Regions from separate parts of the Homo sapiens genome. Here regions 1, 2 and 3 are each linked to region 4. A link is a contact called in ENCODE Hi-C or POLR2A ChIA-PET data. All regions are on one chromosome and are shown on one strand. The core of a region is the stretch at or near the end of the contact, and the rest is flanking DNA. Distances in the headings are between cores, read along the strand shown.

Region 1 (4,643 bases), core at 2,144-4,643, 760 kb after region 4:
CAAAATTGCATAACAAAGGCTCCTAGGCAAGAGAAGGCAGGGCATATCTGGTAATAGTGAAGTGTTCTGTTTAGGTGGAATATAGGCAACTATATCTAGTACTCTCAGAAAAACAGCAGGAAAAGGGCTGGAAAAGCAGTCAGGGCTGGATTTTGGGAGAGCCTTGAAATCAAGCTCAGGCGTTTCTTGGGAAAGCATTCCATACCCATTGTCATGTATACCTCACCTGCTATTCATATCTCAACTCACTGCAATCAGGAAACTGTTGCATGGAATAGACTCTGAAATAACAATAGCTTAAATAAGACATACATCTATTTGCCTCACCTAAAAGAAATCCAGAGGTAGGCAGTTCACGTTGGCTTCATGAAATTGTTACGGATCCAGGTTCTTTTTAGTTTACTAATCCAGTATCCTTAGAGTGTGACCCTAGTCCTCATGGCCTTTATTCTGGGAGGCTATGTATCTAGCTAAAAATCAGGTGACTTATTACTAAGGAAGAAGAGGAGGATGAATACTAGGGTAAGCAATTAGCAAGCTATGCCACAAACATGTGCACTGAAACTATTCCTTCCAAGGTCACCAGAGACCACCACTTGATCGTCAAAATCCCCAGACATTTTTTCAGGTCTTACTTTTCTTGATTCTTGGCACCATTCATCACTATTGACCTTGACTCCTCCCTCCTTTTGAAACAATCTCTTCCCTTACTTTTGTGACACTCCTTTCTCCGGTTTTTTTTTTTGTGTTTGTTTGTTTGTTTTTTTTGATGGTGTCTCACTCTATCACCCAGGCTGGAGTGCAGCGGCACAATCTCGGCTCACTGTAACCTCTATCTCCCAGGTTCAAGCGATTCTCCTGCCTCAGCTTCCCGAGTAGCTGAGACTACAGGTGTGGTCCACCACACCCAGCTAAATTTTTGTATTTTTAGTAGAGATGGGGTTTCACCGTGTTGACCAGGCTGGTCCTGAACTCCTGACCTCAGGTGATCTGCCCACCTCAGCCTCCCAAAGTGCTGGGATTACAGGTGTGAGCCACCATGCCCGGCCCTCTCCTGTTTTTCTCTCTGCCTCTTTGGTCACTCCTTATCAGCCTCTTTCATGAGTTTCTTTTCCTCCACCTATACCAAAGATGCTGTTGGACTGCAGGGCTCTTCCGTGGGCCCATGTCTCTTCTAGCACTACGCATTCACCGGGGTGCTGTTACCCTTTCTCAGGAATTCAAGAACTATTTATGTACTGATGACTCCTAGATCTATAACCTCAGCCTAGACCACTTCTCTGAGCTTCAGATATGTATATTCAACTGCCTGTGGTACATTTCCACCTGGACATGCCACAGGTGCCTCAAAAGCAATGTTCAGTTCTTGTCTAACCTGCTCCTCAAACCCGCTCTTCCTTCAGTATTCCTGATCTCAGTGAAAGGGGTTACCATTCACACAATCTCTCAAATCAGATCGCCAAGAGTTCCCTTTGACACTCCCCTCCTCCTTGCCCTTCTCTTCACAATCCAGTTACTCAAGTCCAGTTACTTTTTACTTCTTTACTATCTCCTCGATTCAATCACTTCTCACTATCTGCCACCACTCTAGGCCAAAGCACAATCATTGCTTACCTAGATGACTACAAAAGTCATAAGCACTCTCCCTGTTTCCAAGACAACACCTAATCCACACTCCATATAGCAGCTAGGTGTTCTTTCTAAAACACAAACCTATGCTGTATCCTTGCCTAGAATTCTTTAGTAACTCCTGGGTGCTCTCAGGATCAACACCAAAGTCCTCATCTTGGCATTCTAAACTTGCCAACTTGCCATGATTTGGAAGGGGTGGGGAATTTGAGATGCCAGAAGTAGAAGAAAAGGAGGGGCTATGTCTAGTGTGGATAAGGGAGAAAATCTAGGAGGCAAGAACATGGTGAACTGATATCACACACTTGGAGAAAGCAATAATTCAGAGAAAGAGAAAAGACAGGAAAACAGAAGCCTGCCTTGAATATGCAAGAAATTTGTGTGTTTGTCTATCTTGAATTATCCATGGAACACAGGGATTCATTATATGTTATTTACATAGTAAAAGGTGACCACATAAAGCAGAAGACTTGTGTCCATTTGAATTACATTTATATGTGGAAAGGCACTGAATATTATTTCTGCAACTAACAGTTGTGCTGAATTTTATTATGGTTTCTAATAACTTTTTAGTTGATGCTCTTGGGTTTTCCAGGTCTGCATTTATATATTCAGTAATTAATGATGATTTGTCTATTTCCTATTATTTTACATCTTATTTTGTTCTCTTGAACAGATCCAATTGGTTATGTGAATTTATTATGTGATAGAGGTGCCATTTCAAAGCAGAGAGGGAAAAGATGGATTAGTTTGCACATGATGTAGAGGTAAGAGACTATGATTTTGAAGAGTAATCAAGCTGAATCCGTATAGAAAATAAATTTTGAAATGATCAAACATCTAAATGTAAATAATAAAGCCACAAAAGTGCTTGAAAAAAAAAACGGGGTTTGTTATAGGAGTGTGAAAAGCATCTTTAAGCAAGCAGCAGAATCCAGTTGTGATGAAGGAAAAATGGATATATTTGACTACATAATAATTAAACATTTTTGTTTGGCAAAAATTATCATAAATAACATGAAAAATATTTGTAATATGTGACATGTACAGGAGAGACATTGCTGGCGGGAATGTTATCCATTTACTTTTTAGGAGTAAGTTGACAAATTTTGCATCAAAATGGAAGACTTTTTTGTAGCATTTGAGCTAGCAAAAAATACCATAAATAACAAAAAGTGCACCAAGCAATCTAAATGTACATGTGTACTGGACTGGTTCAATAAATTATGGGACATCTATGCAAGAAAAGATCATGCAGCTGTTTAGAAAAATGTGCACTAACGGAAAGATGTTTTATATATAACTGGAAAAAAACAGGTCGCAGAACAGAAGGTATGTATAGTGTACCATTTGTCGGAGAGAGAACCTGAATAATTAGTATACGAATAGAAAAAAAATCTGGATAGCAAAATGTTAATAGTGGTTATTTCTGGGAGATGAGTGGCCTTTCATTGGTGTGTTATATATTACTGCATTGTTTGAATTTTTACAACAACAACAAAAGAACAACATATTACCTTTGTAATAAGAAAAAATGAAGATATAAAAATAAATTCAATGAATGACTTGCTTTCAGGGGGCGGTTTGAGTTGGAAGAGCTTCAGACTGAGCCTGGTACAGTGGCATAAACATGGGCTTTGGCGTCAGACAGCCCTGAGCGGGGCCCCATTGCCCCACCCCCGAGGAAGGCGAGGGGGGGTGGCAGGGGGCTGCGGAAAGGGGCTGGGCTGGGTTGGGCTGTCTGCAGCTCTAGTCCAGGAGGCTGAGACTTCGAGAGGGACTTAGAGAAGGCAGACGCATCCCGAACTCGCTGGAGGACAAGGTGAGGGGCGTTGATATTGGGGTTTTATGGAGGTCAGACAGTGGTTCCAGACCCCTCGAACCCATAGCCAGGCAGATGAGCAATTCTTACTGCACCACTGCAGCTGAAGCAGAGGTGACCTGGAGTGGGGTGTAGGCAATGAGGACGACTGAGAAAGTAGTAGGCTGTACAGACTGGGAGCAGAGACTAGCGGAGGGAGGAGGGGAGAAAAACGGGGAACCAGGAATGTTGGGAGGGGGACGAGGAATACAAGGAGGGAGGGGAACACTGAGGGGGAGTGAAGATCCAGAGAAGAGAATCGGGGATGCAGAGAGGGATTAAGGAATACTGAGGGGCAGGGTGTGCAAACGTAACACGGAGGAGGATGTAAGAAATGGGAAGAAGGAATTCTGGAGTAAATAGGAAATGTGAGGTAGGAATAGGGAGTAGGGAGCCAGGCTAAGGGAATACGGAGGGGGGCATAAGGAATGAGGAGCAGGGAGCGGGGGAGGGGCAGACAGGCTGGGACGGAGGCCCCCTAGGGAGGCGGAAAGGGGCGGGACCACTTCCGGCCTAGAGAGGGGAGGGCAGTCTCCGAGTTTCGGAGGGGCTTGGAGTGAGTGGACGCACTCGGGAATTGTAGGAGGACGAGGTGAGCAGCCGGGTCGGCTTTTGGATGAGAGCCCCGCTAGGGGTCGGCCCCACCCTCTGGGATCTGGAGAAAACCTGCCTTAAGGACCGGATCGTACCGGATCCATCCGGCTGGGAAGGGAGGGGACTGGACCCGGTTTGGCCGGGCCCAAGATGGAATCACTAGCTCAGTATTTATTTGAGGAGGGGGTGTAATAGGGAAGGGGCGGAACCAAGATGCGCCTGTTTGGAGGGGGGCGTGTTAGGAAGAAGGGCGGGGCCAAGAGACACTGGACTCTGTAGGGCGTGAGTAGGGGAGGGGCCGGGTCCACCAGACACTGCGACAATTTTGGAGGAAGGCTTGTTGGGCAGGGGGCGGGACCGAATGGTACTGCGGACCTGGAGAGGGGCGTGTGTTGGGGCAGAGTGCCAGACTGAGACCACGACCATTGCGCATGCGCACTATGTTTCGCTAGAAAGGGGCGTGTTGAGAAGGGCCAGCACTGAGAAGAGCCAGCTGCTGAATGCGCATGTGCACGGTGGACATCAAAGAAAGGGCTCGTGCTGGGAAAGCGGGCGGGGC
Region 2 (4,223 bases), core at 1,058-3,557, 600 kb after region 4:
ACATATATATCTCACTATCTACTTTTGAATGAATGTTATGCCAGTAGTTCCCAATACTGGTCTGTCATCTTGTGCAAGGGCCTGATATAGTTTTTGCCAATCTGCAGTAAAATGAAGATAAAAAGGACACTGTAGTGTATATTTGATTTAAAGGCCTCTGCTTTATCTTATTTACTTGCTAATTTGTGCAAAACTGCAAAAGATATGTATAAATCAGGGAAATGTAAATACTTGGATATTTTATAATATTAGGAAATTATTCTTAAATTTTTAGATATTCTGTGGTATTATGGTTATTATTATAAAAGAGTTCTTATATTTTAAACACATGAACTCAAATATTTATGGAGAAAATGGCGTCTAGCATTTGCTTCAAAGTAATCTGGGATACGATGTGTGTTGGGGTTTGAGATGTAAGATGCTTGGCCAGGAGGTGATAATTGAGAAGCTGGGTGAGAGGTACTTGGGGGTTCATTTACTCTTCTTTCTACTTTTGCATATGTTAAAAATTTTCATATTAAAGATAAATTAAAAAGTTCGTTCCTTTAATGGGGGATTATGTGTAATTGTCTTTTCTTAAAATGATGGTGATAGAAGGCAGTAGTTTGTTTTTAGTGTCCTTCTTCCGCAATATTTTATCCATCCTTTGCAATTTTTTGAAATATTGTTTGGGCTGTGAAGTCCTAAACTCTTGGGACTGTGAACTTGTGGGACTGGATCTGATCACATGAGGCCACAAACATTTACTGACAAGATCCTGGGTGCCAGACCCTGTTCTGGACTAAAAATATACAGCGAATTAGACACAGTCCACATTCCTGAGAATTGCTGTAGAAAATGAGGTAAGAAATGTAAAATCCTTCACACAGTGCCTGATACAGTGTAAGTGCTCAATAAACATTAAGTATCATCATCACCACCCTCACTACTATCATCATCACCTTCGATATCTTTCCATGTCAGTTTATATATAGCTCATTAAATTAATTAATTAATTAATTGAGATAGTCTGGCTCTGTTGCCCAGGCTGGAGTGCAGTGGCGCAATCTCCGGCCCACTGCAACCTCCGCCTCCCGGGTTCAAGCGTTTCTCCTGCTTCAGCCTTCTGAGTAGCTGGGATTACAGGCGCCTGGCTAATTTTTGTATTTTTAGTAGAGACGGGGTTTCACCATGCTGGTCTCGAACTTCTGACCTCAGGTGATCCACCCACCTCGGCCTCTCAAAGTATTGGCATTACAGCCGTCAGCCACCATGCCCGGCCTATATATAGCCCATTTTAAACTGATAAGTTTATCAACCATCTCCTGCCCCCACTGATACTTTCAATTTTTCGTTATTGCCAACAAATCAGCACGGCTTACACTTGTTCATAAGGCTCCTTGCAGTTTTTTGTCCTCTAGATCTAAGGTTCTTAAAGTGTGGTCTTGAACCAGTTTGCCCCAGCATTACCCTGGAAGTTGTTAGAAACACAAGTTCCTAATCTCTGATAGTAGATGGGCCACAACAATCTGTGTTTTAACAAAGCCCTGTAGGTGATCCGCATACACTTCTCTAGGAGTCTTGGATGTATATATATGGAAATGGGATTGCTGAGCCAATAGGATATATACCTTTAAAATAATGTTTTTTAAAATAAAATAGAGAGGGAGGGTCTCACTGTGTTGCCCATGCTGGTCTCAAACTCATGGACTCAAGTGATCCACCCACCTTGGCCTCCCAAAGTGCTGGGATTACAGGCGTTACATTAAAAAAAATTTAATAGTCAAAGAGCTCTCCAAATCAGGCACGAACTTTTACTTATATATTAAGGTCTTACTTTGAATAGGGTTACTAAGCCTGCTGAAATAACCCCTTTTCTTCCGGTACCCACTTTCATCCGACGTGCCCCGCCCGCCCGACTCGATTGCATCAGCCTCCTGTCAGCCCCGCCCCAGTGTACTTGCACTCGCAAGCGCAGCTGGGTTATCTTGGGACTAGACGCTCACGGGGCGGGGCTTCGATTCTCACTCTTGGAGCGGGGAGGCCAAAAGAGTCGGAAAGGGGCGTTATCTCTTTCGGAAGTGAGTGGGACAATGGCGAGCAAGCGGTCGTGAGCCTTGAGCTTTGCAGCTTTTCTTGGCTCCCATTTCCTCCTAAAGCCACGAGTTTACCAGCGTCTCTTACAAGTAGTGTGTCGCCACTTTAAAAAAAACATCAGGAAAGGAAAAGGGAGAACCCCGGAGCCCGAAGCTACGCCCGCCTGCGGCAGGGGTGCGCCAATTGTCCAGTGGTGAGGGCGCATGCGAACCATTGACAATGACGTAATCTTGCAGCTCACAGCCGGAGTGAGGCTTTCGGGGAGGGAGGAGCTCCGGTGAGAGTAACAGGGTCGGATTTGTCTGGGCCAGGCCCAGGCTGAGACGCCTACTAGGGGATGGAGGGCCCCAGAAGGAGGGAGAGGGAGGAGTCTTGGACTCTCTCGGAGAACGAGGCTGGGGCTGGCCACCGAGAGTGGAAGCCGCTGTCCAGAGGTTAGAGCCACCCAAGAGCTGGTAGTCGAGTGGCCGCCAGGGGGTGACCGTGCCTGCGTACGTCCACAAGTGGGCCCATAAAGACTGGCCCATATATTTTTGAAACTGTTTATTTTTGTATCTGTTTCCTCTTCTGCCCTGACATCCCAGAGAAAGAGTTGTGGGTGATTGACCTTTGAATCACCAGCACCTCGGGGAGGGCCTGGTACAAAGAAGACACATTTTTAAGGCGGTTGATTGACGGAAGGAAAAGACTGAAAAAACGAAAACAACAAGCCAAAAACCCCAAACCCAGAGATACCCATACATGACATAAAGTTAAGGCCTTTTTAAAAAGTAATAATAGAGGAGAAATTTTAAATGTCCATCAGCAGAGCTTGAGGCCATGCAGTTTTTAGGTTGTTGCAGTCAGAGTGTACACACAACCCTGCATCCTTAGTTATGGCATAATAATTTTTCTCTGTTGCTATAGAATCTCCACAGCCGTCATCTCTCAGCAATGGTTGTAGAATGTTCCATTAGACAGCTGTGCCACAATTCACTTAACCCTTCTCTTGTTGGATATTAAAACTACTTTCTAGTGTTTGACCACCAAAATATATCTCTGCAAGGAATAATTTTGTGCTTAGAGCTTTTCCTGTAGGAGTAGGGGTGGGTGGATATCGATTTAGGAGCAGAATTACCAGGAAAATGTCATAAACATGTTTTAGGCTCTTGTCGACCCGCTTTCCTGAAAGGGATCATACCCGTTGACATCAGAAGCCAAGTCCGAAATCAAACCTGGTGGACTCCGGGTCTTGTCTGTCTCCAGGCTGGTTTTAATTTCCGTATCCTGCAGCAATGCAGAAGTTTATTATTAGTTCTGACCTTTGGGGCAAGGCAAACACACACCAAAGGTTCGGGGACAACTTTAGCAACTGCAACAGCTGACATTGTGAGCGGGTGCAGCTCAGGTTTCAAGCTTGAGCAACTGGGTTGGATGAACTTGCCTCACTGAGACAGGGAATCTGAGAAGAGGAACAGGTTTGGGAGGGAGCAGATGAGATCAGTTTTAAATACATTTAGTTCGAGGTGCCTTTGGGACATCTAAAGGGAGGTATCCAGGAGACAGGCATACATACGGATAAACAACAGTTTTTGCCCTTCTCTGAACTCCCAGAGCTCCCTATCTGTGGATTTCTCATGGCTCAGTTTGCCTTTTACCTTTTACTATCCTCAGAGCTCCTTGAGGCCAGGATAAGGGCCTCATTCATTTGTGTATCCTTCCTCCCAGTGCCCAGTACAGTGCTTTATACCTAGAAGGCCATAAAAGTCTGTCCTGTATAATGAAATTTCATTGATTTCTTAATTGGATGATTCCTGCAGTAGGGGTCCTGATCTGGGTGAAAAAGTTTGGGAACCTTAAGAGTTCTGGGAAGGCTTCCTGTAAGAGGTGGCATAATGTTACCGTGAATAATTATGACTATTTGTTGAACACCTGCCATGTTCCAGTCACTCTGCTGCACACATGCATCAGAGATGCCACCACTATCTTTGATGGCCACTGGCCATCTTTACATCCCCTTCTGGGAGCACTGGCTCTACTTACAGCTCCTACCAAATGATCAAGCAAGGACTAACTATGTATTACATCCACCCTTCCTTTAGGATACAGCACCTGATCCAAGGCCAGCCCACAACCTGTGAGTTGTATGGCCCAGCTTTAGAAGATGA
Region 3 (4,278 bases), core at 950-3,449, 760 kb before region 4:
GAAGGAATAAATGAATGGATGTGTGGATGGACAATTTGGGGCAAGTCATTTTACCTCTCTAGGTTTCAGTTTCCCCACCTGTAAGTCACCCCTACTTGGCAGGGTGGCCACAAAGATTAAAGATAATGTGTCTCCAGTGCTCTGTAATAGTACCTGATATTTAGCAGACATTTTCTGACTCAAAGCAATTATTACTATTTGGAACAGTGAGAAAAGGGCAGGGGGAGGAGTTGAAGGAGACTGCCCAGAACCTGGGATAATCTCTCTCACTTAGGTTTACCATTTAGATATGGAAGATGGCTTTAATAGCAATCATAAAACTATCAATTTTATTAAAAATAACAGCACCTGCTGTGTGCCAGGCCAGAGTCAGGAGGCCTCTGAGGAGGTGATGGGAAGCCCCTAGTCTCGGCCAGAGGATGCGAGGTCAGGGCCAAGGCCAGAGCTGTGGACATCGCTCCTGTGTCTGGAGAACAGTCATTACTGGCACAGCTGATTCCTAACTCTTTATTCATAGGTGAAAACTTGTCTAAGGGGTCATTAGTTCCCTCTGTAATTAATGTAAAACCTGCAGGGTTTGTATTAGTGGAAAAGTAAGCTCCAGCATCAAGCTGATAACATTGATAATGTGTACTTGTAATTATATACTGGAGGTAACTATAAATTCAGTCACTGAACTCATAAAATATCAAAATTCCTGAGGCCACCAAGAGCTGGGTAGCAGCTGTACCATCAGTAGCTTTATACCAGTTGTTCTGAGGTTATGAAAAATTACCACAAGCTGGTAGCAATGGTAATATTCACTGTACATTTAAAAGCTTTTTCGGCATAAAATAAGAGGGCACTTTTAGACAAAACAGCATGTTTTGATGCAAGGATATGGAACTTGAAAGCACAGTGAGCAAAGGTCATCTTGCTATAAAATAGGAACCAAAAACAATCTTACAAGTGTTTGCCTCTGAGCCGACCAGCTCTGACCTCACTTGGGTACACATAAAAACTGTGCTTACTGCAGAAGAAACAAGAAGTACCAAGTGTTTTCTCTCTCTCCTCTCATCCAATTCTGAGGGAATCAATTATCTCACACGGCCCCTTGCTGCCTTGTGTTACCACAGGCTGGAGGATCACTGCAGTCCAATGGCAGGAGGGGCAGATCCTGAAGCTGGAAAAGGTCACATAGCTTCCAGGTTGGTGGCCATGTCAGGCCATGGGCAAGCAGAGGAAGCTGGTCCAGAGAGAGAAGTCCATGAAAAAGAGATGATAGGCTGGGCGCGGTGGCTCACACCTATAATCCCAGCACTTTGGGAGGCCGAGGAGGGGGGATCACGAGGTCAAGAGATCGAGACCATCCTGGCCAAAATGGTGAAACCCCATCTCTACTAAAAATACAAAAATTAGCTGGGTGTGGTGGCACACGCCTGTAGTCCCAGCTACTTGGGAGGCTGAGGCAGGAGAATCGCTTGAACCCAGGAGGTGGAGGTTGCAGTGAGCCAAGATCATGGCATTGCACTCCAGCCTGGGCGACAGAGCAAGTATCCGGCTCAAAAAAAAAAAAAAAAAAGAAAAAGAAAAAGAAAGAAAGAAAGAAAAAGAGATGACAGGGACCAGGCAAGCCATGAGAGATGGAGAAAGATGAGACATGGGCCCAGGAGATGCAGACAGCGAGACAGCAACCTTGGTCCTCGACTTCCTGGTCCCACTTCCAGTTGGTGTGAGGCCTGGCTGTTTTTCATTAACTGTTCTTAGATTCTGTGAAATGTAGCCTCACAATAGTCCCCTCATTAGCCCTTTATTCTTGAGCTAGCTTGAGTGGGCTTCCGTTCCTCACAACAAAGTGTACCCAGACTAAGACAAGTGAAAATTGGGAATGTAAGTGCAGGGTTTGTGTAAGCAAAATCGCATAAAGAACACTTAGGTAGAGAGGGGTGAATGCAATTGTCCAGCGTTTGTGTTTGTTCACCCAGAAGCTCCCTGGTTCCCTGACACTTGCAACCACAGCCACACGCTCCAGCCACACGCTCACACACACTGACATTCAGTGGCACACAGCAACAAACGCAGCAGCAACCAGATATGGTTCTCTGCAGACCCCCTGACATGCAGGGCCACGCGCCAGCATGCAGTGTTGCACTTTGCTCTTCACAGCCACGCTGCCATGCAGCAGTGCACACCCACATGCATAAACACAGAGGTGCTGCCCGTAAGGCTCAGGGCAGGAGTCGAAGCTTCACTGAGCTCTGTGCAGCCTCCCTCCCCAGCTGCCAAGTGACTCATCCCCAGGGCTGCTAATTAAAGCCAGGACAGAGGGGACAGAGGCAAGGGGAGGGGAAGAGAGAGAAGGCAAGTTTATTTCGGTGCCAACCAGGCACTCAGCCAGCTTAGGGGTCACCCACTTCCTGGGGCTGGGCCAGGCGGCGGCAGAACACAGAGAGGAAGGGGAGGAGAAGAGAAACCTCTTACCCCTTCTTGCCCTTCTTTAGCTTCCTGGAAAGTTACCTCCTCCTCTCTCCCACTGTCAAAATCCAGCTCTGACTCCTCTAGACTTCTGTCCTCACAAACTGGCTGTCTACACCATCATCACGCTCCCATTTGGGCTGGCCCGAGCTGGCTCATCTGTGTCTGCAGCAACCCCAGACTGTGAAGCAGTAAGTGGCAAGGTTCCAGGCAAAGGAAGTGGTAGGAACAGGGCAGGGTGGGCAACCGGGCTGAGCCAAATGGGAGGCATCATGGGAGGTGATGCAGCTGGATGGCTCTGGGGATGGGTAGTGTCTTGGACATGTGGATGGGGGAGCCACAGACGGTTCATGAGGTCTTGGCCATCCCAGATTGCCAAGAGGTGAAAACAAGAGATTATCTAATCCAAACTCCTGTAGGACAGATTGGAGCACTGAGGCCCACAGTGGGAGGCTCCTCCTCCCACTTCTCCTCCAACTGCAGTGGCTCCCGTTGCCATAGGGACGTCCCTGTCTCCGCGGGTGTCAGCGGCTCCCCCACCCCCTCCCTCCTTCCCTAGCAACAGGCCACCTCCTCCTGCTTTCATCCTTGCGTGCCTAGCAACCCCAGCCTGGTCCCCAGGGCCAACAAGTTCAGGCTGACCCTCACTGCAGCAGTGCCTCTAGGCCTGGGCCCCCTCATCTTCTGGTGAGGGCCTCATCAGGCCCGTCCTGCCCTCTCTGTTTTCAAGTTCTACACTTGTTCACATTCTTCCAGCCTGACTATATAGCATATGACAATGGATTGGGTTAGGGGAAAGCAGAGGACACTACAGTTTGTTGCACCACTATTTCACACCAAGCATTGCTTTACTTTAAGTTCTCTCATCAACCCAGAGAAGTCAAGACTATTGTTTCCATTTTACCCATGAGAAACTAAGAACCAGAGAAGTTAAGTGATTCTGCAAAGAGTGCACAGCTAGGAAGCAGGCTCTGCTGCTAGCTAGCTTTGTGACCTCGAGCGATGGCCAATCCCTCTCTGGACCTTGGCTTAAGGTATCTTTAGGTCAGATCTGTGACACTTCTCAGGGACCCACAAGAAGTCCAGGCACCTTTCTCTGCCCATGCCTACCCCCCACCCCCATCACCAACTGTTCAGCTCTAATTAGACGCCACACTTCCTCTGGCACCCCATACTTTAGAAGCCCTCAGGCCTGGGTCATGCCAAGGGTGGCTTGCAATCTACCGACTCTGCTCTCTCCTTGCTATTCAGTTCCCATAAAAGCCCAGGCCTAGCGCCTCTCCTCGGTGTTTCTTCCACCTCCCTAGCCCTTCCCCCTCCACACACACATGAAGTTTATTAGATGAGGAAACTGGGGCTCCAAGAGACAAACAGATTGTCCAGTCACACAACTAGAGAGCAACCCACCCCCCAAATGGAGGCCTGTGCATGGATCCAGTGTTTCTGCCCTTCCTAGGCCACAGAGCCTCGCCTCTCTCCTCCAACTTCCCCAGCTCCCCACTGATGACAGAAGGTCGCTGTGACCCAGTCCTGACCCGCGTTCTGACCTTACTGCTCTTTTCCTGCCTAGATCTTCTATTTTAGCCCCACGGATGGCTCCCTGTCTCTAAACCCACCCCCCTCGCTTCCCTCCACAAGCTGATCCCACCTCCGGGGACACCCTCCTTATGCAAATCTGCACGGCAGTCCCCGACAGCCCTGCTCAGACGCTGCCTGCTCCAGCAAGCTCTCCTTCACCCTAACTGGAGCGAATTCAAAAATTTACAAGTAGGTCCCTACCCAGCCCTGGTTGCAAGTTCAAGTTGCCTTCCCACCATGTTGTCA
Region 4 (4,832 bases), core at 31-2,530:
ATGACGCAAACCACAGCGTCAAAAATGAGGCTGGGGGTATCTCAAGACAAGACCCTCCTCTCACCACCTGAAATAGGGCCAACCAGAGAGAGATAAGGGATCCCTGAAAGTCTCTTCAGGTTACTCAAAGCCTTCACGAACAAGACAGACAAGACTAGGCGCCCAACTCAAATCACAGTTCTGGGGTCGTGTTCGGAGAGTTTAAATAATCCTTTCCATCACTCTCAATATCATTCCTTCCCCGACCAGTCAGGAGTCTCATCACCCCCAAAACTGAAATAAATATAAATCTCTAAACTGACCAGCTCGTTCTGTACTTTAAAGATGACAGGGTTCTGGCTGCATCCCTGAAACTCAAAAGGATCTATTCAAAACCCCTCAAACTGACTAGAATTTCCTCACACTCCCGAAACTAAGCAAGGATTCTTTTGCATCGCTCGGAAACTGGCAGCGTTTCCTTGCAGCCCCCCCTCAAACTGATGAGAGCTCCCTAGTCTCCCCAAATGTTCAGGTACCTCACAGTATATCCTAAAACTGACAGTAATAGCCTCGCAGCCCCCAAAACTTACAGGAATCTTAACGCTTCCCCAACTGACAGGAACCTCCTCACGCCCCAAACCTGACAAGAACGTCTTCAGTCCAGAATCCTACAGGGACCTCCTCATGCTTTGGGCTGCAAGGACTCCACGCCCGCGGAGCTCAGCCCCAGCGACACGCCGGCAGCCGGGCTAGCTCCGGGACTGCGAAGCGCCTCAGCGGAGGCTCGTCCGGTAGTTCCGGCCCCTACGGCGACGCGCGTCGAATTCTGGGATAGTCCCCGTACCGCCGGGAACCTCGCTCGCCTTCCCCTCGAGCCCCCCGCTGGGTCGCGCGGCGCCAGCCGCTCAACGGTGCTTCAGAGCAGCCTCCTCCACAACATTCCCCTCGGCCCGGCCGTTCGGGCCTACTGGAGACCGCGGCTTGGGCCTAGTCTGGCGGCCGCCCGGCGAACGGGCAAGTGGCGTCGTCGCTGGGCCGGCAGGAGATACTCGCGAGCAAACCAACGGGGAAAGAGATGAACCGGCCGCCACGTCCGAGGCACACGGCCCGAAAAGTCGCTGGGAGAAGCCCAGTGGCGGTGGTAGGCAATTCGGAGTAGTCAATAAAGTTTATTCAAAACAATGAGGAAGTTGAGGCGGAGAGGGGAGGAGAAATACGGGATAAACAGCTACCATGTTGAGAGTGGCGGCGCTACCCAGACAACCAAGGCGACCGCCATCTTATGAGGGCTGGACTCGCGAGGTGAGCGCGGCGGAGGCGGGGAACCGCGAGCCGCCGGCTCCCGGGTGACGTCATCGGGGGGGCGGGGCGCCACCTTGAGAAAGGAGGGCGGTTCTCAGCCACCTTTGGACCCGCTCGTCTCTTTAAGGTGCCCAATCGCCGCTGAAGACCTTGAGCCCAGAGGCGGAGAAGCCGCCATCTTAGGCGAGGCAGACGTTTGGCTCCATTTTGAGTGGGGCCCGAAACTTCCTAGCCTTCCCCCTCCTCCGGGCAAACAGGGAGTTCAGCTACCCCGACTCGCACACTCCTCCTCCCCAGCCTTCTCCTCCTATGAGAGGAGGTGAACTCGGTGACTCCAAACTACAAAATTAATAGGTGGCGGCGGGGGCGGGCTTCAGCCGGGGTAGAGGCGGAGTACTCACCGCGGCTCCTGTTCATTGAGCACCTTCGATAGGCTGGGCTCTTTCCCACGGTCTCTGCGTTGTTGGTTCTTCCCCCTGTGAAGGAAGCTCTGTGATTATCACCAAATGAAGGCAGGGGCTTCGAGAAGCCAAGTGACTTGAGTCCCGGAGCAGGGACGTTGAACCTTGTGCCCTGTGCTACCCGCGTTCTGTCCCCAGGCCCTCAGTGTAGTTCCTCTGTAAAGCTGCTGCCAACTCCACAACTCCCTCTGAACTCTTCTTTGACCCTACTGTTTCACTTCAGTTCAAATACAGTTCAAGGATTTGTTTGCACCTGTCCCACAATTTTCTGACTATAGCCTGAGGGGAGGGGAGAGGAGGGGGGATGAGAGGAAAGGCTGAGTTAGTGGAGCTTTGCTGAGTTAGTGGAGCTTCGTACATATGCTTCAAGATGGCCTAGGTTTTCTCAAACATTCTAGAAAATTCTCTAGGAGTTATCTTACTATTTCATTTTCTTAAAGGGTCCCATTGCTTTAAAAAGGAAATGTGTGCGTGCACACAATTTACTAACCAGTGATGGTGGGGTAGGCCCTGGGGATGCAATGGTGAAAACAGGGCCTCTGGAGTGGGAGGGCATCTGCCAGTGCAGGAAACAAAGTTGCGAGTAAACAATTGGAATAGAAGGCACAGTAAGCACACAAATACCACCTGCAAAATGACCTTTGCAAAATGCAACATGAAGCTACAAAAGAGCCTTACAAGCTGCTTGCAGCTGCTGTAAGAAAGACGGCAGGGGGACATGGACGATTAAGTTCACTTAAATAAACAAGCGAGAACATTGTACTCAAAAGGATCAACGTGTACAAATGCATGGAGGCACATAGAAAAATATTTACTAGAAGTTGAATATTGTTGGAACAAGGAAAACAGAAGAGAGATAGGTAGGAGGTCAAACAGTAAAGGGTCACAACATGAAAGATTGCGAAATGCAAAAGAGTTTAGATTGTATGCAGTTAGCAAAAAGAAAACACAGGTTTTTGAGCAGGGGTAGCTTAGTCTCATATTTGTGACTTACCCAGAGGATGGTTTAGGGTTTTTTTTTTTTTTTATGTTTGTTGTTTTAGAGACAAGGTCTCACTCTGTCAACTCAGGCTGGGCGGTCATAGCTCACTGCACCCTAGAACTCCTGGACTCAAGCGGTCCTTCCGCCAGAGCCTCATGAGTAACTGAGACTATAGGCGCACACCACCACACTCGGTTATTTTTTATTTTTTATAGAGCCCAGGCCTCGCTATATTGCTCAGGCTGGTCTCAAACTCCTGGTTTCAGATCCTCTAAAAGCGCTGGGATTACAGGCCTGAGCCACTGCACTGAAAGGTCCAGGTTTAATGGGACCTGAAGCTTATATGGTTTGGGGGAGGAAGGGTGAGACGTCTTTAAGAAAAAAATAGCCGGGCGCGGTGGCTCATGTCTGTAATCCTAGCACTTTGGGAGGCCGAGGCGGGCGGATCACAAGTTCAGGAGTTCGAGACCAGCCTGGCCAACATGGTGAAACGCCATATCTACTAAAAATAAAAATATTAGCCGTGTGTGGTGGCACATGCCTGCAGTCCCACGTACACAGGAGGCTGAGGCAGGAGAATCGCTTGAACACGGGAGGCGGAGGTTGCAGTGATCCGAGACTGTGTCATTGCAGTCCAGCCTGGGTGACAGAGCGAGACTCCATCTCAAAAAAAAAAAAAATGACTTATGAATACAAAATTAGGTTCAAAGGTAGGCAGTAAGAGTATTTCTACAAGCAATTCCTTCACCTGGGTAATAATTACGAAGAGAAGTGATACAAGGCACATGTAAATGTACCATGGGGCCGGGTGCAGATTGCATGTCTGTAATCCCAGCACTTTGGGAGGTCAGGATGGGAGGATCACTTGAGCCCAGGAGTTCAAGACCAGGCTGGGCAACATAGTGAAACCCTGTCTCTACAAAATAAAAATAAAATGAATTTTTAAATAACAAATATCCCATGAAACCCAACCTAAATATATCCCCCAAATCAACTTCCCCTTAGGTGGATCTCAAAAATGTCAGGCAGCTCCAACACCACCTAATGCAAGGGAAAGTATGGCCAGGCCCTCAGTGGAAAGGGACAGCACTTTGAACCAATTGTTGTTTAAATGTATTTTGTGAACTTTATAAAACACATCACCATGTGACCCTATGGAAAGTGACAGGTCCTGCAGTTTAAGATGTCTTAGCTTCACAAGGAGTCAGGAGGAATGAGGCTGTTTCACTAGTGTTGGGGGGAAAAAATTGGTCCAGGATAGTTTGGGAAAGGGTAGAAAAAGATGAGATAATTTGGATATTTTGGAGGTTGACTAGGCAGTGTTTGGAAACTGATAATAGCAGATGAGTGAGTGAAAGGGGTGTGAGTTCACTTCTGGGTTGAGTGTCAGCATAGATGACGGTGCCACTGAATGAACTGGGCTACGCAGAAGAGAAAACAGATTTGGTGGGGAGGAGACTAAATTTAATTTGGACTATGTTGAGTTCAGGTGTGTGTGGAACATTAATTCCCTCACCCAACAGTTCTTTATTAATCTACTATGCATCATGCACTGTGCTAGGTGCTGAGGATGTTGAGGTACCCCAGATAAGGCCCTGGCCTGCATGCAGCTGACAGTCTACTGGCGGAAACAGTCAATGATCAAATAAAATTTCATTAATATGTGAATTTCATTCACATATTTTCTTGAACACCTACTGTTAGGCACTGGGGATTTAGGGGTAAACAAAACAGACAAGTCCCCGCCCTCCTGTGACTCATTTCCAGCAAGGGAGACGGATAAAAAGTGAGGCAAATCAGAGAATTTCCAATTGAGGTGAGTGCTATCAGGAAAGTAAGACCAGTTATGAGATAGAGAATGATTTGAAAGGAAAGCAGTCTATTTTAGATAAGGTAGTCAAGGAAGGGTTCTCAGAGAAGGTGACAGGAGCTGAGACCTGAATAACAAAAAGAGCTAGCTAGGGACAAAGGCAAAAGGAATCAAAAGTGTTGGCCGGGTGTGGTGGCTCACGCCTGTAATCTCAGCACTTTGGGAGGCCGAGGCGGGTGGATCACGAGGTCAAGAGATCCAGACCATCCTGGCCAACATGGTGAAACCCCATCTCTAC

Evidence for each region. A loop is a pair of places that touch in the nucleus more often than their neighbours do. ChIA-PET counts read pairs that join two places held with the same protein, here RNA polymerase II (POLR2A). Pooled maps may share reads with other maps.
Region 1: a loop to region 4 is called in a map of sigmoid colon, with 20 times the contacts of the local background. The contact joins the promoter of MAGED2 here to the promoter of PHF8 in region 4. A Hi-C loop is called at or near these places in 16 of 168 maps with a recorded cell type or tissue (CD14-positive monocyte, CD4-positive, alpha-beta T cell, CD4-positive, alpha-beta memory T cell and 11 more), 26 of 37 single-sample maps with no recorded cell type and 30 of 50 pooled maps. POLR2A ChIA-PET finds 5 or more read pairs at or near these places in 4 of 52 experiments (CD4-positive, alpha-beta T cell, CD4-positive, alpha-beta memory T cell, CD8-positive, alpha-beta memory T cell and 1 more).
Region 2: a map of CD8-positive, alpha-beta T cell shows a loop between it and region 4 (30-fold over the local background). The contact joins the enhancer-like site here to the promoter of PHF8 in region 4. A Hi-C loop is called at or near these places in 17 of 168 maps with a recorded cell type or tissue (CD4-positive, alpha-beta T cell, CD4-positive, alpha-beta memory T cell, CD8-positive, alpha-beta T cell and 13 more), 22 of 37 single-sample maps with no recorded cell type and 34 of 50 pooled maps. POLR2A ChIA-PET finds 5 or more read pairs at or near these places in 20 of 52 experiments (B cell, CD4-positive, alpha-beta T cell, CD4-positive, alpha-beta memory T cell and 16 more).
Region 3: a loop to region 4 is called in a pooled map, with 23 times the contacts of the local background. The contact joins the enhancer-like site here to the promoter of PHF8 in region 4. A Hi-C loop is called at or near these places in 1 of 37 single-sample maps with no recorded cell type and 6 of 50 pooled maps. POLR2A ChIA-PET finds 5 or more read pairs at or near these places in 1 of 52 experiments (activated T-cell).

The regions. Positions count from the first base shown.
Region 1 is chrX:54,804,352-54,808,994 of GRCh38, forward strand. It overlaps MAGED2 (MAGE family member D2), which reads left to right and starts at 3,394. Exons shown (of 13, transcript NM_177433.3): 1 at 3,394-3,451.
Region 2 is chrX:54,637,489-54,641,711 of GRCh38, forward strand. It overlaps a transcript of GNL3L not described here. Among named protein-coding and RNA genes, the nearest start is that of GNL3L, 110 kb to the left of the region's middle. RefSeq lists enhancers at 1,695-2,220, 1,787-1,916, 2,207-2,456. Within about 2 kb of position 2,308, at least 40 of the 41 ENCODE cell types and tissues checked have a DNase peak (open chromatin) inside an H3K27ac peak, as active enhancers do; they include B cell, CD4-positive, alpha-beta T cell, CD8-positive, alpha-beta T cell and 8 more, where a contact is called at or near this core.
Region 3 is chrX:53,285,397-53,289,674 of GRCh38, forward strand. The region is part of intron 2 of IQSEC2 (IQ motif and Sec7 domain ArfGEF 2); the gene reads right to left. Among named protein-coding and RNA genes, the nearest start is that of IQSEC2, 34 kb to the right of the region's middle. RefSeq lists an enhancer at 2,715-3,606 and a silencer at 2,811-3,105. Within about 2 kb of position 2,200, at least 25 of the 41 ENCODE cell types and tissues checked have a DNase peak (open chromatin) inside an H3K27ac peak, as active enhancers do.
Region 4 is chrX:54,043,193-54,048,024 of GRCh38, forward strand. It overlaps PHF8 (PHD finger protein 8), which reads right to left and starts at 1,281. Exons shown (of 22, transcript NM_015107.3): 1 at 570-1,281. RefSeq lists enhancers at 953-1,202, 1,413-1,872 and a silencer at 1,223-1,392.